Linked DNA regions of Homo sapiens: region 2 is linked to region 1. Evidence: chromatin loops called from intact Hi-C (ENCODE). Cell type or tissue: ascending aorta. All regions are shown on one strand. Links, peaks and the distances in the headings refer to the core of each region. The heading gives the core; the rest is flanking DNA. Region 1 has its middle 120 kb from the start of SOX5. Region 2 holds the start of SOX5 (SRY-box transcription factor 5).

Region 1 (8,345 bases), core at 131-8,130:
CAGGAGGCTGAGGCAGAAGAATGGCGTGAACCTGGGAGGCAGAGCTTGCAGTGAGCCGAGATCGCGCCACTGCACTCCAGCTTGGGCAACAGAGTGAGACTCCGTCTCAAAAATAAAATAATAAAAATAAAAATAAAAAACAAGGCTTGATTCCACTTGTTTAAATGTGGGCACATCTTTTCACCTTCTTGAGCCATCTGCCTAATTGATATAGCAATAGCTGCCTTACATGGTTCATGTGGGAATTAAATTAGGCAATGCAGTTAAGCATTTTGCCCAGTACCTGCCAGATAGAATGGGGTTAATATTGTTATTAACACTGTTATTTTGTGAGCATTTAATTTTTAAGCCATTAATTGGGGTCATATTTAATGGTCTACATGGTATAAATATAGCATAACTAATTATTTAAGTATAATAAATGCAGAATTTTACATGCAGCTTTATGTTGAGCAAGTTACTTATCCTTTGTCTGGCAAACTTGGGACAGAAACGCCAGTCTTCTATTGTATTCAGGACTAAGTGAGTTTAAAATAAGATAATGTACAGAAAATTTCCAGCATAATGTTTGGCATATAAGGTTCAAACGTATTTGTTCCAGACAAAACTAACCTTTGGTGATTAGGCAAAACTAGCCTAGTTTTGTTCTAGGCAAAATTAATCTATGGAGGTTACCCCTGGTGGATAATTGACTGGAAGGGCATGCATAAACCATCTGGCATGACAGAAATAGGCTGTATCTCAATCCGAGGATGATTACATAAACGGATATGCAGGTAAAAATTGTTTGAGCTGTACACTTAAGATTCTTTTATTTTACTGAATACAAATTATGTCTAAAAATGTTTGTTCTCTTCCCTAAACATAAATACCATATTACATTTTTATAACTGAAAAAAGTCTCAACTAATGATAATACTATTTTTCTAATGGCATGGTTAAAATATCAGTCCTTTACAGTAGTTTTTTTTTTTAAAAAACAATAAATAAAGATGAAAAAGGGCACCATGATTCCTTGAATTTCCTGAGGTCTGAAAGTAGTTGGAGGAACATTCAGTGGTTATATGTATTTCACCACCCCCATTGTTTCAGTTTGGCACACCATATTTTAGGATATGTATTGCCCACCTAGTTCTGGGACCTGCTCTTTTCCCTGGCACAAACAAAACTGTCCATTATGGAGCATTATTTTTACTAGGGTGTGATCAAAGGGCCTGATCAGTCCTGTTGCCTCTTTCTTTCTGTATTTTTCTGAGATGAAACATCACTTATGATTTATTCCAATCAAGCTTTATTTAGAATTGGGTCTGTAGGAAGGGGTGGAAATGGAGGGGGAGGGAGCGGAAGGGACAGCATAAATATATACATGTAGTGTGTGAAAATAAAGAAAGGCATCTTTTGTTACAGCTGGTCGCAGGAGAAGTTTCTGCTTGCACTGCTGAAGATAGTATGAGAAGATTAGTGTTGTTGCGGCAAACTCAGGACAAAGACGGGCTGTGTGAGAGGGATCAGTATGTTTGCTCAGCAGAGCGCTCTCCCCGGTTGTTGACAGATTTAACTGGTGTAATGTTAGGCCTGGCTAGCTCCTCCCCATGATTGTCAAGAAGCAATAGGTGCAGTAGTAAATGGCTATGTGGAGTATACCATGAATTCCCCATTTGTGTAGTAGCTGTAGATTGGGGTGGGGATTTAATATTGAATGGACTCCAGATTGTCTAAATTGCAATCACAGTGTTTATTTAAATAGCCTATGGGGACCATTAAAGCATTTTAACTTTTGCTCCTATGTCTCTCGTGTTATGAAATCTTGAAGCACATTGGGGAGAAAAGAAAAATCCAGCCTTGTAAAAGCATTAGGATGCTAGAAGTTCTCCCTGCTGCCAAAAATGCTTCAAGAGTTTTAGTTCTCTGAACTAATGTGTAATATGATGGATGGGATCCTGCTGTGATCTCTAACTAGGGGATTTTCCCTGTGCAGATACACTGATCTGTCACTGTGTAATCACTGCTATGTCATTTTGGGAGACTCTTTCCGATATTGGTTCTCCACTTGTAATGCTGAAGTCTGTTCTTCTCATAATAATTTTTATAATGATATATCTTTAAAATTATATGACTATTTTAATTACACAGTTGCTTTGCTATGCAGTTATTACACTCTAATTTTAGATTAAGAAAAGCTATTTCTTTTACAATACTGGGCCAGCATGATGGTGAAACTTTAGTTTGATGTACATGGTGTAAAACCATGAACTTGAGGTGTGGAGAAAAAGATGCATACCTATTTCTGAGGTAGAGCTTCTAAATAGAAAGCGTGCTCTATTAAGTTTCCATGCTGATTTAAAACCATAAAATTCAAAACACCTCACAAATCATTGTCACTTAAAGTGCTAAAAAACATTTCTACAGTTAGTTTACTTCTCCAGGAAAACTTTGTCTATTTTTTTTTAAGGCCCTAAGTCTGGAGTTTCATTTGACAATGCAAAATATTATTTTCTGATTATGCAAGCAACCTAGTCCCTGAGATATTTCTGAATTGCTGAGCTTAATTTTCAACTTTTTTTTTTTTTCCCAAATTCCTGCTAAGTTTCTGGGGGCTATGCTAACTCCTTGGACTATATAAAAATAAGTTCCTGTATTTGAGGCTCCAACTCTGGGTGACAGGACAAGGTATTCCACATTAGACTATTTCAGGGCACTTTTAGGGTCCTTGAAGTCCAGCCCTTCTGCATCTTTTTTGCCTTATGTATATAGTGGTGATAGTAATACCTATTTATCTTGGATATAAACTAGGAACTAATGTGTGTGTGTGTATATATATATATATATATATATATATATATATATATATATATACACACACACACACACACACACACATACGACTTTGACCTTTCTAAAAATAAAGATACCTTAAGAGTTGTTTTGCTGAGGAGATGAGTACATCAGCTATAGGAGATCTTAAAAATGAATAACTTCCATTCTGCAGCTGGGCAGTGGCATTTAACTTGAGTCAGACCATATGCAAATGAAGGCTTCTATAACATCACAAGTTTTCTAAGATAATCTCTTTTATTTATCATCACAGTATATACTATAGAGCTAATTACTTCCAAATATAACATGATATAGGTGTTTCTTTCCTAAAATTCTTTTTTTCCCAAAAATGCTTTACATTGCTCTTTATTCCATATTAAAACCAAAGGTTTCAGATTTCTTTTGGCTCAGGGTTCCAAATTTTTGTGAACAATGTTATCAGTATTTCCAACTATGCTGTGTATACTGGCCTCGAATCTCTAATTCTTTTTCTAGGACACATTGACGACTAAAATCCATAAATTTTACAGAAGCCTCATTTAATCTGCTAATTTCCCTTTACTTATTACCCTTTAAGTTTTTTTTGTTTTGTTTTGTTTGAGACGGAGTCTCCCTCTGTCGCCCAGGCTGGAGTGCAGTGGCGCAATCTTGGCTCACTGCAACCTCCACCTCCTGGGTTCAAGCGATTCTCCTGCCTCAGCCTCCCGAGTAGCTGGGACTACAGGCGCACACCACCACGCCTGGCTAATTTTTTGTATTTTAGTAGAGACGGGGTTTCACCGTGTTGTCCAGGCTGCTCTCAAACTCCTGAGCTCAGGCAATCCGCCCGCCTCGGCCTCCCATAGTGCTGGGATTACAGGCGTGAGCCGCCGCACCTGGCCTCCCTTGAAGTTTTTTAAAGAATTGATCCATGTTGCTTATTTATTTTTACTCTTAGTTTCACCTTCTTGTTTTTCTACTGCCTACTCCCCTTTCTCGCTCTCTTCCTTTTTTCTTTGTTTACTGATTGCGTTAAGTATTGAGAGCTATCAAAGAAAAGGCAAGCTGTAGAGAAGGAAGTGAAGAGTATGTATAATCCATAAAATCGTTGATCAATCTCAGAATAATAAGGAGGACCATGTATCGCCTACCATTTTCTAGGGAGTGATAAAGCATATATAGCTAATTAGAATAATCTCGTTTTGCTTTAAGAGTTTTACTATAATAATGATATCATCTTCCTATTATCTGCAATCATTCTAACTTCTAGGAATACTCTTTCTAGGACTGCTACCCACCGACAAAGGATATTTTAACTTAATATAAAGTTGAAAGGCACTGGAGTTTGGGGCTGCAAGGGAATCTGTATGGCAATTATGTTATTTTTCTGGGGCAAACCCTTGGTACTAATGCTGTTCATGGTTGTTTTGACTATATTACGTTTTGCTGAGCCTTGGGACTGCTTTTGGAAGGTTTAGAAGTATCCAGGGAGGCGCCTGCCCCTTTGATTATTCATACCCAGCTCTTTATTTTTATTTGAGACATAAAATAAAAACACACCCTGGCTTCTGCTTAGCCTCCACTGGCATTCATTTTAAAAACAAACCCCAAACTGACCAAATGGCAGCAATACAAGTTTCTCTGCGAGTGAGTCATCTTTCATGTCAATCAGAGTTCATTTATGGAAGCATTAAATTCTGGTGCTGGCCAGGCCACCTTTAGACAAATTAAAATGGGTTGGGATTTGGTAGGGCTTGGAACAGAGGATTGAAAGGAAAACCAGAGTGATGTTATGACTCAGAAAGTGACTCTTTTCCTTTTGAATCAGAATTGAGCCACTGGTAGAGTTAGTTCTCTCGAAAAGATGGCAACTTTTAGGTGAAAGGTGAAATAAAATCTCTGACCACCTGTGTTCATCTTGTTGGTTCAACTTTGTGCCAGTTTGGACTTTTACTTACTCTTCACCTTTTCCCCCATTGCTTAGTTATAAATAGGTGTAATATTTTCCTGCTTATGTTCCTTAAAACATTTTTAAGAATGATTGTGAACTTTTAACCACTGCTACATTTTATACCAGATATGGTTTTATTTCAGCAAGTTGTTAATTAATTTCTGCAGAAATGTAGAACTTTTTTTCTACTCTGCTCTTCAGATAAACTTTGAAATAACTCTTTAGTTATTTACCTTCTGAAATTTGCTGTTTATCCTATTTATATTCAAACAATATCAATTTTTCACATTTTAAAAATTCATTCTTTTATTGTTATTTCTGTCTGCTTCTAAAGATGATTTTTTCAAGGACTCATTATTTCAACACTTATTGAGCACCTATCATGTACAGCTATTTTAAGTTTTTCACTACATCTTCATTGGAAGCTATCATAGAATATTTTCATTTTCATGGTTGATTGATTTTCATTTCATACTATCTTAAAGTCTAGTATTTTATTACATCTTACAAGTACTTACATGAGTCACATTGTGATTTTTGGTGTTGATACTCATTAGTTCAACATCATAAACCAATTTTAAGACCTGTATGCATGTATCAGCCTTCTATATCAACTGATAATTAAGAGAAGAGATTGTATCTTTTTGTCAAATTTATATATAGTTGGTTCATTCCAGAATTATAGCCATTTTAATCCCAAGTGCATTTGTTAGTTCTGTATTTATTCATTTAATGCACAATTATTGAAATCCTACTTTTTTTTTTAGACTGTAAGTTCCTTAAGGCATTAAAATATTTCCCAAATGAAAGAATAAAAGAGTACAATAGATGAACAAGCATGGACCCTTCTGAAGAAATAAAGCTCCTTAGTGGTAAATTTGCTGAAGTTAACTGTGTCCTCACCCTACTCAGAATTAATTCAGGATTTTGGTGGTTTTGTAATTGTGAGTGTTGAGCTTTTTGTCATTTGCAAAGTGAAGTGAGATAAGACAGGGATATGCATTTCATGGAGATTAAGGGCCTGGGCACAAAGTGAAGAAGTTCCTGGTTGACATTGGTCATTGTAAGAAATGAGCAACTAAAAGTATAGACTTTAGCGTTGAACTCATTTAGTGATTATTTCTTTTTCTTTTTCTTTTTTCTTTTCTTTTTTTTTTTTTTTTTTTTTGAGATGGAGTCTCGCTCTGTCGCCAGGCTGGAGTGTAGTGATGTGATCTCAGCTCACTGCAACCTCTGCCTCCCGGGTTCAAGCGATTCTCTTGCCTCAGACTCCTGAGTAGCTGGGACTACAGGTGTGCACCACCACGCCTGGCTAATTTTCGTATTTTTAGTAGAGACAGGGTTTCACCATGTTAGTCAGGATGTTCTCGATGTCTTGACCTCGTGATCCACCCACCTTGGCCTCCCAAAGTGCTGGGATTAATGGCATGAGCCACCACACCCGGCCCTAGTGATTATTTCATTTGGAGGTATTTGTATCCACAACCTTTACTCTGTTCCATATTCTGGAATCCAGCTCCATGTGCCTCTCTCCTGCAATTTTCCCTCATCTTTGAGGAGTAGGAGGGCACAGAGTGATTAGGTAAGAACTGGAGGACAAGGGATGGGAGATAGCCAAGATCACACTCAGGAACTTAATGTCTCTACCAGCCCATTGTCATTCTTCTGATATCTACTGAACCTTACACATCCGCACATCCCTAAACTGCCCTTTCACCCCCTTAATGTGGAGCACAGTGCCATTCTTCAGTAGGAAGCCTTTTTATGCAACTGAATTTTATTTTGGAATAAAAGCATCTGGTGATTAAGGATATTGCCTTCCAGTTTCCATTTTCAACCTCGGTTTAAAAATTAGTATCTAAGGGGAATATATGTATATAAACTTTCTTTGGCTGATAGCCTGTGTTTGTACCCTGTGTCCCTGCTTCTGATAAAGATAATCCGAACTATAACCTCTGTCACATGAACCCATCCTTATGTATTAGCAGGAAGATTTTGAACTGACACCTCTTCTGAGACATGTATATTCACTTATAGATGATCATTATTCTGTTCAAGAAATATTTTTTGAGCTTCTGCTGCATGACAGGACCTTTCTATGATCAGGATACAGCTGGGAACAAAACCAAGTTCCAGCACCATATTGAACACAGTCTCATAAGGAGAACAGATAATAACCAAAATAACATTTTGAAAAAACAAACATAAATTGATTATGGATTCAATTTTATTTAAAAATTATATTGTATTTTATTTCTGTACTACTTTAAAGCTTTTAAATCATTTCTGATTGTTCTGCATATTATATTTCATATATTTGAAAACAGTTTGTTAACTGTAAAAACCTTGATATATGAGTTACATATATGTAACTTAATAGATGAGCACATACCTTTTCTGATGGAACTGATCGGGTGCCGTGGTTACCAGATGTTCAAAAGTCAATTTAGAACCTACTGTACCAGTGTACATAAGAGTCATCTTGGATATTTGCCGTATTGCATTACAGTGTCCTTGGATGAGTTTTGAGAGCCTGCATTTTAAATGAATCTAGCCAAATATGGTGCTAGCTAGGGAAGGGCCACTCTTTGAAGAGCACCAGTGTTGGAGAGTTTCTCACAAGGGAGCTTAGAAGAGCCGCTAAGAGAATTGAATGCATATGTCTTGTTGGTGTCTCCAATTCAAAGGCTAGCATTGGTGGTTCATTTGGTATTCTTTTAGGTCCCGTGTTAAGCATAAGAACTACAAGATGGTAGTTCTGGATGCTGAGCTTAAGGATCTTACAGTTTACTTACAACATAGACCTCTCCCTACCATTTTATTCCCTGCTGTCATTCTAAACTGTGTGGCATTTTCTATTTATAAAGTACTTTTGTATACATTATTTGACTTATTACCTCATTGACCTAGGTTATATGAATTTTTTATTAGACATATATGTCATTACAGATGAAAACAGAGGCCCAGAGATATTAATGATTAAGTAGGCTAAACGTACAGAGCAAGTATGTGGCAGAGCTAGGTCTTCTGATTCCAAGTCCAGAGTTTTTTCCCATTTCATTATATTCGTGTGCCTTATGTGTATTAGTTGAAAATTTAGAGTATTTCTTCACCTGTGACAGGTATATTATAATATTCAGAGATTCCTCAATCTGTGTAAAGGTTGTAATATGCCATGTTCCTAACCATTGAAATATGAAATCATTCGCCATCCTTAAGTAAAGCCAGATGCCTTCATTGAAAGTGGCAAGCATCTCTTGTAATAGGATTACTTGCACATTCCAGAAACTTATGACAAGTGGCAAATGAATTAATACTAGGAAATAACATATAGACTTACTGGGAAGGAGCCAGTCTTTGGACACCTCCACTCTAAATATTATTTGCATTAGAGACTCTGCTGAATCTATGTAGTGCCATTACTGAAGTGTATTTATTCTTTGATCACTATGTCTGATTGTTGTCTATCTGTTCATTCATTCAATAAACATTTGTTGAGCACTCATTATGTACCAGAACAGGGAAAGCCACTAGTTATAAAATTATGATTAAGACATATTCCCAACCCAAATATGAAGCAAACTATATGTAATTACCA
Region 2 (8,345 bases), core at 158-8,157, 120 kb after region 1:
TATTTAATATTTAAACATTTTAACGTTTAATGCAAAATTTAAAAGATTCAATTAACAGTATTTTAATATTAAACATTGTATTGATTGGATCATTTTGATCATTTAATGAAATAACCCAAGACAAAATTTAACCAAAACATTTTGGAACAGTCTTTCCTTTTGCTGATATTCTAAAGTCTGACAGAAATGCTAATTTTCAATATAGGATTCAAATGAAAGAAAACTTTTATGGCTTAGAGAGGTACATTTTAAAATATTCAATTAAACCATCATATACAGTATTAGCTTAATGACAGCTTTTATAAATTTTATTTTTTATAACAATTACCTGAAAGCCTTTCAGGTCACTTAAAGTATGAGTACCATCTTGGGATTTTCATCTAACTATAAATTCTGGAGGATCAGTTTATTCTGCATTATGGTGTCATAAGTGAAATAGATAGAAGTGGCTTCAAGCAACAAATGGGCTACTAACCAGTTGAATGACTTTAAATTCTGTTTGCCCAAGTTAAACAGTGGGAAAATTAGGGAAATACATACCTACCCCTTTCTACTCTGTAAGATCCATGAGCTAATTTATGTGAACAAAATTCCTTATGATCTTAGAGTTCCATTAGTTCAAATTATCATTATTAGGATGATCATTATTTGGCAAATTTTCTGTCTAGTTCCTCGTCTATTTCAACTCCTTCAGCATAGATGATTGTGCAAGAAATAATTTGTCTTTTGAATGGCTACAGTAATGTTTGCAGAATATATTGAAGTCAAAAAACTAACTTTCAAACCATTTAACATTCTCTTCTATATTCTTTGTGTTTATTTGGCATATGTACAGATGTATACATATATTAAGTGCCAATAAAATCAAAATCAAATATAAGGAAGATTCTAATATGAGTATCTTTTCTTTATACTATAGTTGGCCTCAAACACTCATACTCTTTCTTACCTGCTCTGGTGACCTTCTAGATTAGAGTTTCAAAGAAACAACCAGAGGTAGTAGCTGTAGCAAGACAGCAGCTGGGACCATACGGATCTCAGCATCCTGCCTTATGGCCATTATCTTTGTTTCTATCTTTATGCTGCCACTATGTCTCCTTGTGCTCTCTCTGCGTCCTCTCCTCCCGCCTCCTCCTCTTCCTGACTCCACTCCCATGGCTCCCTGTAACTCACCCATCCTCCTTCTTCACTTTTTTTCTCTATTGATATAAGATAAGCAAGATTTTTCCTAGTTAGGAAAAAAATTTTAAATATTTTTAAAAGTGTATATAGCTATGCAGCTACTATACCCTAATTCTCATAACAACCATTAACAAATGAAGAAAAATATAATTTTTGTATACATTATCCATTAGAGTATATTAGATTGTAGGTCCCTTAAGGGCTGAAAAAATAGAGATTTAAAATAAATGCAACAATTTTTTCATTTTTCTGTGTGGGAGTAGGTTGTTGCTGTAACAAAAAATAATTTGAGACTAACAACAAGAAAGAATAGTGAGTAATATTCTTCCCCCCTTCCCCAACTGCTGAAAGTGAAAATCATGTCAGCATCAAGTCATTTTTGCCACATCCCTTGTTAACAGCTTTTTCAGGGTGGGTCATAGTTCTATGTTTTGTTAGTGTCTTAACTCCATAGTGACATGCTTAAATCTTATTCCACATTGATTTTGTAGTGTGTGTGTGTGTATATATATATTTTTAGAACATCTCCTGATGATAGAATTAAATATTAAGTTATTATCAACTTGTCTAAAAATTTATAAGCTTTGAATGAAAAATAAATTTACTAATATAAGTTCATAATTGATTTTTTTCTCTTTGGAATATGTGTATGATGTATCACTGTGAATGTCTAAAAAAGTAAACTTACTGTTTGCCTGTCTCCAGAAAAAAAAGTGGGACCTAATCAAACTGCCGTGGGGTCAACCCTTGTGGTTTTAAAGGCCCTTAATGTTGTCCAGCTGCAAAATAAAAGGAATTGGGAGGGGAAGTTGGAAGGAGTGGAGGGGGTTGGGGGGGAGGAATGTGTGGAAAAGAACAGGGAGTCTGGCTTTTATTTTTTTTTTAAGTGAGTTCAGTGCCAGCCTGGACATTGGCTGTACAGACTATTGAGCCATTGTCTGCTCCATTTCCAGAATAGCCCCCAGTTAATCACTTCGGCTTTGAAGGGAATTTCCTCGTGGAATTCTCCACAGAAAATCTAATCAACTGACCTGCCCTCTCAACAATGGAAGGCTTTTTTTTCCTCTCTTTCCCTTATTGGGGCGGGCTCTGTAATGTAGCCTTTTGTGCAGAATGAACCCTCCCAGTAGGAGTGGAGAGCGTGCGTGAGTGAGTGTGTGTGTGTGTGTGTGTGTGTGTGCATGCGTGTGTGAAGAATGCACACTATCTCCTGTTGGTAAGTGTGTGCTTACTCCCTGACCAGATGCTGCGGTGCACGGGGCAGCCACCATCTCTGCATGCATGTCTGTGTAAGTGTCTCTCTCTCTGTGTGTATGTGCCTCTGTCATTTCGTGTCAAAGGTACATTACCTGATTACCTTTCTCGGCTGCCAGATTTTTATCTAGATAATTGGAACTGCTATGGAGGCTGTGCCTTGCCAGCCAGCTTAGAATCTGTAAAGCCATAGTTTGTCCACCTTGTTATCTGTGGCTGCCTGGGCAGAGGAAATTAAAGAGATCCACAGCCAGGGGGGCGCTTCCTACTCCTGACCTCCCCAGCGATCCCAAACAGGACAGTTTGTTAGTACCGTCTTTTTGTTTTTATGTTTTGATTTCGTTTTGGGTTTTTGTTCGCTCGTGTATGTTATTTTGGCATGTGGATACCTATTCCCCTCCACATCGCACATCGTGTTTTATGGAGTTTAGAGCTGAGGAAACTTTGGTCGGGTTGCCAGGACGTTCGCACCACTTTGCGGAAAGCACGAGCTAACAGTGAGACCGACAGAGTGAGTGACAAGTTGTTTACAGGTTTCCTTGAAGGGGCCTCTGCTATATTTCAATCTGTCAAAGTTGCTTTTCTTCCCTCAGAACAATGCCTGATTGTTGTGTGTGTGTGAGTGTGTGTGTGTGTGTGTGCGTGTATTTCCGTGTGTGAACGGAGAGAGCCTAGAAAAGGGTGAGAAGGAATAACAATTCTTTGTGTAAAAATGCTATTACTAACATTAAATTTTTTGCTTAATTAGTTAATAAATGCAGTTTAATCGAGCTTCTGTTATTATATAGACTAGGTTTTTAATCAGCAGCAAATACGTTTTACAAAATCATACTGTTCTGCGTGTGTATGTGTGTGTGTGAGTTTTATGATTTAGAAGACAGAGTATGGGAGACGTGTTAAATGAGTTGACTTCTCACATTCAGTGATGTCTAGAAGAGAGAATTAAAAGGAAAGGACAGGCACCCTGAGGTTGTCTAGAGCCTTGCAGCCGGAGCGTGTGGCTCCGCGGAGGGGGGAGCAGCCAGACTCCGCTGCTGGAAGTGCACTACCCCTTTAAGAGACTGGTCAAGGAGTCCTAGGAGAGAGAGGAGGGGAAGGAGGGGGGGAGAAAGAGAGAGAGAGAGAGAGAGAGAGAGACAGAGAGAGAGAGGGAGAGAGAGAGAGAGAGAGAGGGAGGGAGGGAGGGGGGGAAGAGACAGAGAGAAAATCAATTGGTTTAGAAGGTTTGGACTCACTTGACAGGTTCAGTTGGAGACGATCATAGGTGGCTGCTGTGACAAAGGGAAATTGTGCTTTTCCAGCATGCTTACTGACCCTGATTTACCTCAGGAGTTTGAAAGGTGAGTACAGTTTTTTCCCCCTAATATATTGAAGTACAACTCTCCCATTTTACAGTAGTCTCTGAATCATTGGAAGATGCTCCCCCAAAACGTGTTTGTTAGAGAAGCCTTTAGCTAGGGCTTCTGCAATCTTGTTAGCTGATTTTTTGTTGTGATTGCCCGGACCAAACTGAACTGATTTGCAAAGTCTCCGAGATTTCTGCTAATGTTTTTAGGTTGCGTCCTATAACAGCAAATTAAATGAACCTTAAGCATCTCTCTCTCTCTCCCCAACTCGCTGCTTCTGTCTTTCTCATTCACTCTCTTACTTTCTTCCTTCATTGATTGTTTTCTCCCCACCTTTTAAAAACGCTTTTGTGCAGAATGTTACCATTTTCAGCATCTCTGTCTCATGTAATTTCTAGGGTGACAGAAGGTTTTAGTGGTGCTTTAAACGGAGGCTATAAGTTCCTATTTGATCCTTCCGTAAAACTTTGGAAGCTGCTCAGTAAAGCACATGACCTTTTGTTGATATAAGAGAGCGTTTTTTCCCCCCAAAGAAAATTTAACATCATCGCTATATTAGATTACTCCCTAAGTGTCAAAAATAGGGGCGAAAAGGGGATAAATGGAGCTGTTCCCTTTCTAAGTTTTAGTGGCCACTTTTTGTGTTAGCTGTCTTGACTGAATTTTAATTTACTGTATTTTCCCCTTTTGCTATGATGGGAATAGTGTATTTGTAATTAAGTTGTTCCTATTTAGAGAAATATCTGCAGCATCCTTTTATTTGATGTTGTTGCAAGTAAAGCAGGGCTTTGAAAGAATTTTAGCCCTCTTAATGTTCCTATAAGTACACATTGCAATTTTTAAATTTGAGTTCTTATCCCAGCATAAGTTCATTTTTTTGAACTATAAATAGAATTTTGTTTGCCATTAAAAAGAATTCAAACTTTGTATTCTGTATGGTGAATTAAAAAAAAAAAAGCTAAAAAAAGCCAGGATGCATGATACCCAGGCTTTTTTTCATTTTCATGAAAGCTACCTTCTGTATAAACATTTGTTGTATCTGACTATGCAATGCAAGCTAGGTGCTAGACCAGCTGGTTAAAAATATGCTAAGTCAAGCTGTTCATCGCTCAAACGACTGAATTTGATATGAAAAGACGAAAAAAGAAAGGACAAAGATTAAAACATTCTAGAAGTGAAGCAATGGAAGAGAAAAAGAGTATTGAGGATAAAGTAACGCTTGAATGTGGTCACATATTAGAAAAGCCAGTATCAAATCAGGGAAGAAAGTAAAATAGCCAACACATATACTTCGGTGCTGTCATCTTTCTTTGATTTCTTCTGTGTTTTTTTTTTTAATAATTAAATTGCATCTTTACTAGATAATTCCAGCGAATGTTTGAGCTTTCTTAACAGTTTTGAATTAAAATTTTCACTTCTATATATTAACTCTTTAATTAGTGAGCTTTTATTTGCAAATATAGCCTTATATCATAGGTAGATGTTGAAGTTATTCATAGTGGAACATACTGTACATTACCTAATGTAGCGATTTGCTAATTTAACACAGTTAAGTTTTCTAGAATGCACAGAGTAGCACTTAAATGATAATATTCTTTAATTCTAATTATACTTTTTGCAAATACAACTCTGAGGCTGATTTGTAAGCCTGTTAACAGATTGTACTTATAAAAAGGTAGTTACATATTAACAGGCTGTAGCCTATTTCTCTATATAGGCAAGCTTCCTGCTGTGAACTTTATTTGTATTTTTTTTTCAATTATCTCTTTTTAAACTAAACTTTTCCCTTTCCTATTCTGATGCTCAAATCTGTTAACATCTTTTTTCCTCCTGGTGGGAATTTCATTTTTTTTTTTCACCCAGAGGCATGCTTTTCTAACTAGCTAATTAAATAAGCAAGTGATAATCAATAGGGTTGTTAGTATGACTATCATATTTAGAAATATTAGTAGCTAAAATAATTCTGAAAAATGTCACACAATATAACGTTCCTTAATAATTTCCCCTGTGGTTGTAATTGGTAATACATACAAAGATCTCAGCAAATCATTACTATTTGTTTACATTGAATTTGTACGGGTGAGTGTCTCTATAGGCACCCATGCATGATACAGTGTATCATGTAGACACAATATTGAATATTTATATTCTTCAAAGGAGGTATTTATGATGTAACTAAACTATCACATATAATTAGATTTTTTGCCTTTTCAACTATTTGCAACTTTCATTGAATAAATAGGTCATTTCTATTGACTGTTAATTTTTATTCTATTGGGTCACTTGCTATAGATGAATTTCCCACTTAAACTTAGAAATCTAAAAGAAGACTTCTAAATTTCTTTGTGAAATAGAGAACTTTGATCTAGAGGACATAATAAATTGCTTAGGGTTCATGTACTGTAAAAGTTTTATGTGATCATTTTTACTAATTTCATTGGTAGAGTCTTGTCCATCTTTTATTCTTCCCAGCCTGTAGACTATTTGAACTTTAAGGAATATTCAGAACTTAAATATCAGGATCAAAATTTGGATTTAGATTTGTATATGTCTATATTATCATCCCTAGAAATGAACATGGTCAGTACTCTCAGACTAATAAGCAGTTGTTAAATAGTTAAGAAGTAGTAACAATTTCATTGTCTGTTAAAAATATGCAGGAGGTAGTGCAAATAGAACAGTGATTCTAAAAGGTAAAGAACTTGAAATATTTTTATTTTCAAGCATTCTTGTGATAAACTGATTATGATTACTGAAAAACACAACTCCAAGGTGGGAAGCAAATGGGTGTATATATTCTAAAAAATTATTTGTAAGGAAAGTCTTCTACATTTTACCGTTTAAAGGAAACATAGCTGGCAACATGGTCTAAATGTGAGTAATAGCATCATTAGAATGAACGCCCGAAGTCTCCCCACATTTTTAAAAGAAGTCAATAAATTTATATATTTAACTGAAAGTAGATAATGAAAAATTGTGACTTAAGGTTTTCCTTTGAGAATGTCACCTACTTTTTGATATTTCAAGGATGAAAAGAAAATATTTGCCTTAAATGTCAATATTAGTTTGTTCATGATAAGTAAAAATGTCCATTTTTGATAGTTTCTCAATATTCTATTTCTTTCCTTTTAATTTTATCTGTCCTCTTTGGTTGTAACATAATAGTTTTGTGTCTAAGCTTCCCGTTACAGTTTCTAATTGCTTTATGTTAGAAACTTAAATAGCAAGTGTAAGACGATTGCTTAAGAAGACAGTTCTGATAATGTCTAGAAAGGAGAAAAAAAGTTGGGATTGAAAGTAGTGGGATTATGCAAATTAGGTTGTTAGTATCACCTATTTGATTGCTTCTCCCAAATTGGTGCAGACAACAGACAGCAGATTTTCTACATGTTGAAAGGAACACTACAATAGTAAAACCTTCTGCAATAAAAATTAACTTATTTACTTCACATTTCCATCAAATTTATTTCTGGTCATGCTGACTAAATAATTTTTTTCTTATTAGGACACTTTTCAGTGTTTTTCTGAAGAAAGAAATATATATCAGGTGCTGTTACAAACTAATTCGTAAAATTCCCATGAAAAGCTACTGCTAGACATTTGCAGAAAACTACTCTCTGACATTAGTGGTATTTTAGTTACCTAAAGTTTGACCATAGTCATGAAATATTTATGACACAGATATATTTTGCTTAATTAAAAACCTTAACAACAACAACAAAAAAATCCGTTGTGCTCATGAGTGATAAGTACATTCAGGTTAGCAGGCACACTCTAGGTGTGAATCACAGAAAAGTTATCTGTTCACATTCTGTCACCTAATGGCAACTGTAAACCTGTAAGTTTGATTTTACGTTTTCAGGATGTTCTCATAGGCTTTGATAATTTTATTTATATTTTATTTACTACTACATTGTAGAGGAGACAATGTCTACAACTGAATATAGATTTTAATTACCGTGTCAATAATTTGCAAGCTAACTGAGCTAAGACATTGGTTTGGAATGCAGCTTGCATGAGGCAGTTCATAAACCACATTTCTATCACTCTCATGCTGGAATACTGTCCTGAAGACTTGGCAGGAGACCTGACTGATTACCAGGAACAATTAAGGGTTAAATGTCAGGTGACATTGTGTACTGCTCAGTTTTTAGCAGGTTTGATAGACACAGAAATGTGCAAATATTATGATTACTTCACATATTGGTGTGTCCTTATCTTATGTTTCTCAAATATAATAAGCACATGTTAAAGTATTTACCTGTTCTTAGGGAGTTTTTGACAAAAATCTTGTATACGCATCATACATGAGAGACATATAATAAGACCTGTTCTGATTCTTTAGCACATTAGTCCTCCACAGAGTTGGAAACTATTTCATATGGATTATACTCCTAATGCATTTAGAAAGCAAAATTACATTCATGGGTAAAGGCTGATTTTTATTGTCTGTTTTCTCTCCACTATCAATTGTTCAGCAACCTAATGAGTATATTGTGTAATGCAGATGTGCATTATGTAGGCTGAATACCTCCCTTTTTATAGATTAGTTAAATAAGTATA

The links. Hi-C counts contacts between places; a loop is a spot of excess contacts. Peaks named below come from ENCODE experiments on the same cell type or tissue, not always from the same donor. Only the 100,000 strongest peaks of a DNase experiment are listed, where the experiment ranks them.
Region 2: it touches region 1 in a loop (6-fold over the local background); 1 of 110 quality-filtered maps calls a loop at or near these places.

The regions. Positions count from the first base shown.
Region 1 is chr12:24,063,216-24,071,560 of GRCh38, reverse strand. It overlaps a transcript of SOX5 not described here. Among named protein-coding and RNA genes, the nearest start is that of SOX5, 120 kb to the right of the region's middle. RefSeq lists an enhancer at 1,372-1,666. In ascending aorta, for the core only: no CTCF peak of the experiment used is centred there; a DNase peak (open chromatin) is centred at 4,430; H3K27ac peaks cover 850 bases.
Region 2 is chr12:23,944,995-23,953,339 of GRCh38, reverse strand. SOX5 (SRY-box transcription factor 5) reads left to right here and starts at 3,670. Exons shown (of 15, transcript NM_006940.6): 1 at 3,670-3,776. The coding sequence starts at 3,739. In ascending aorta, for the core only: no CTCF peak of the experiment used is centred there; a DNase peak (open chromatin) is centred at 3,469; H3K4me3 peaks cover 4,245 bases.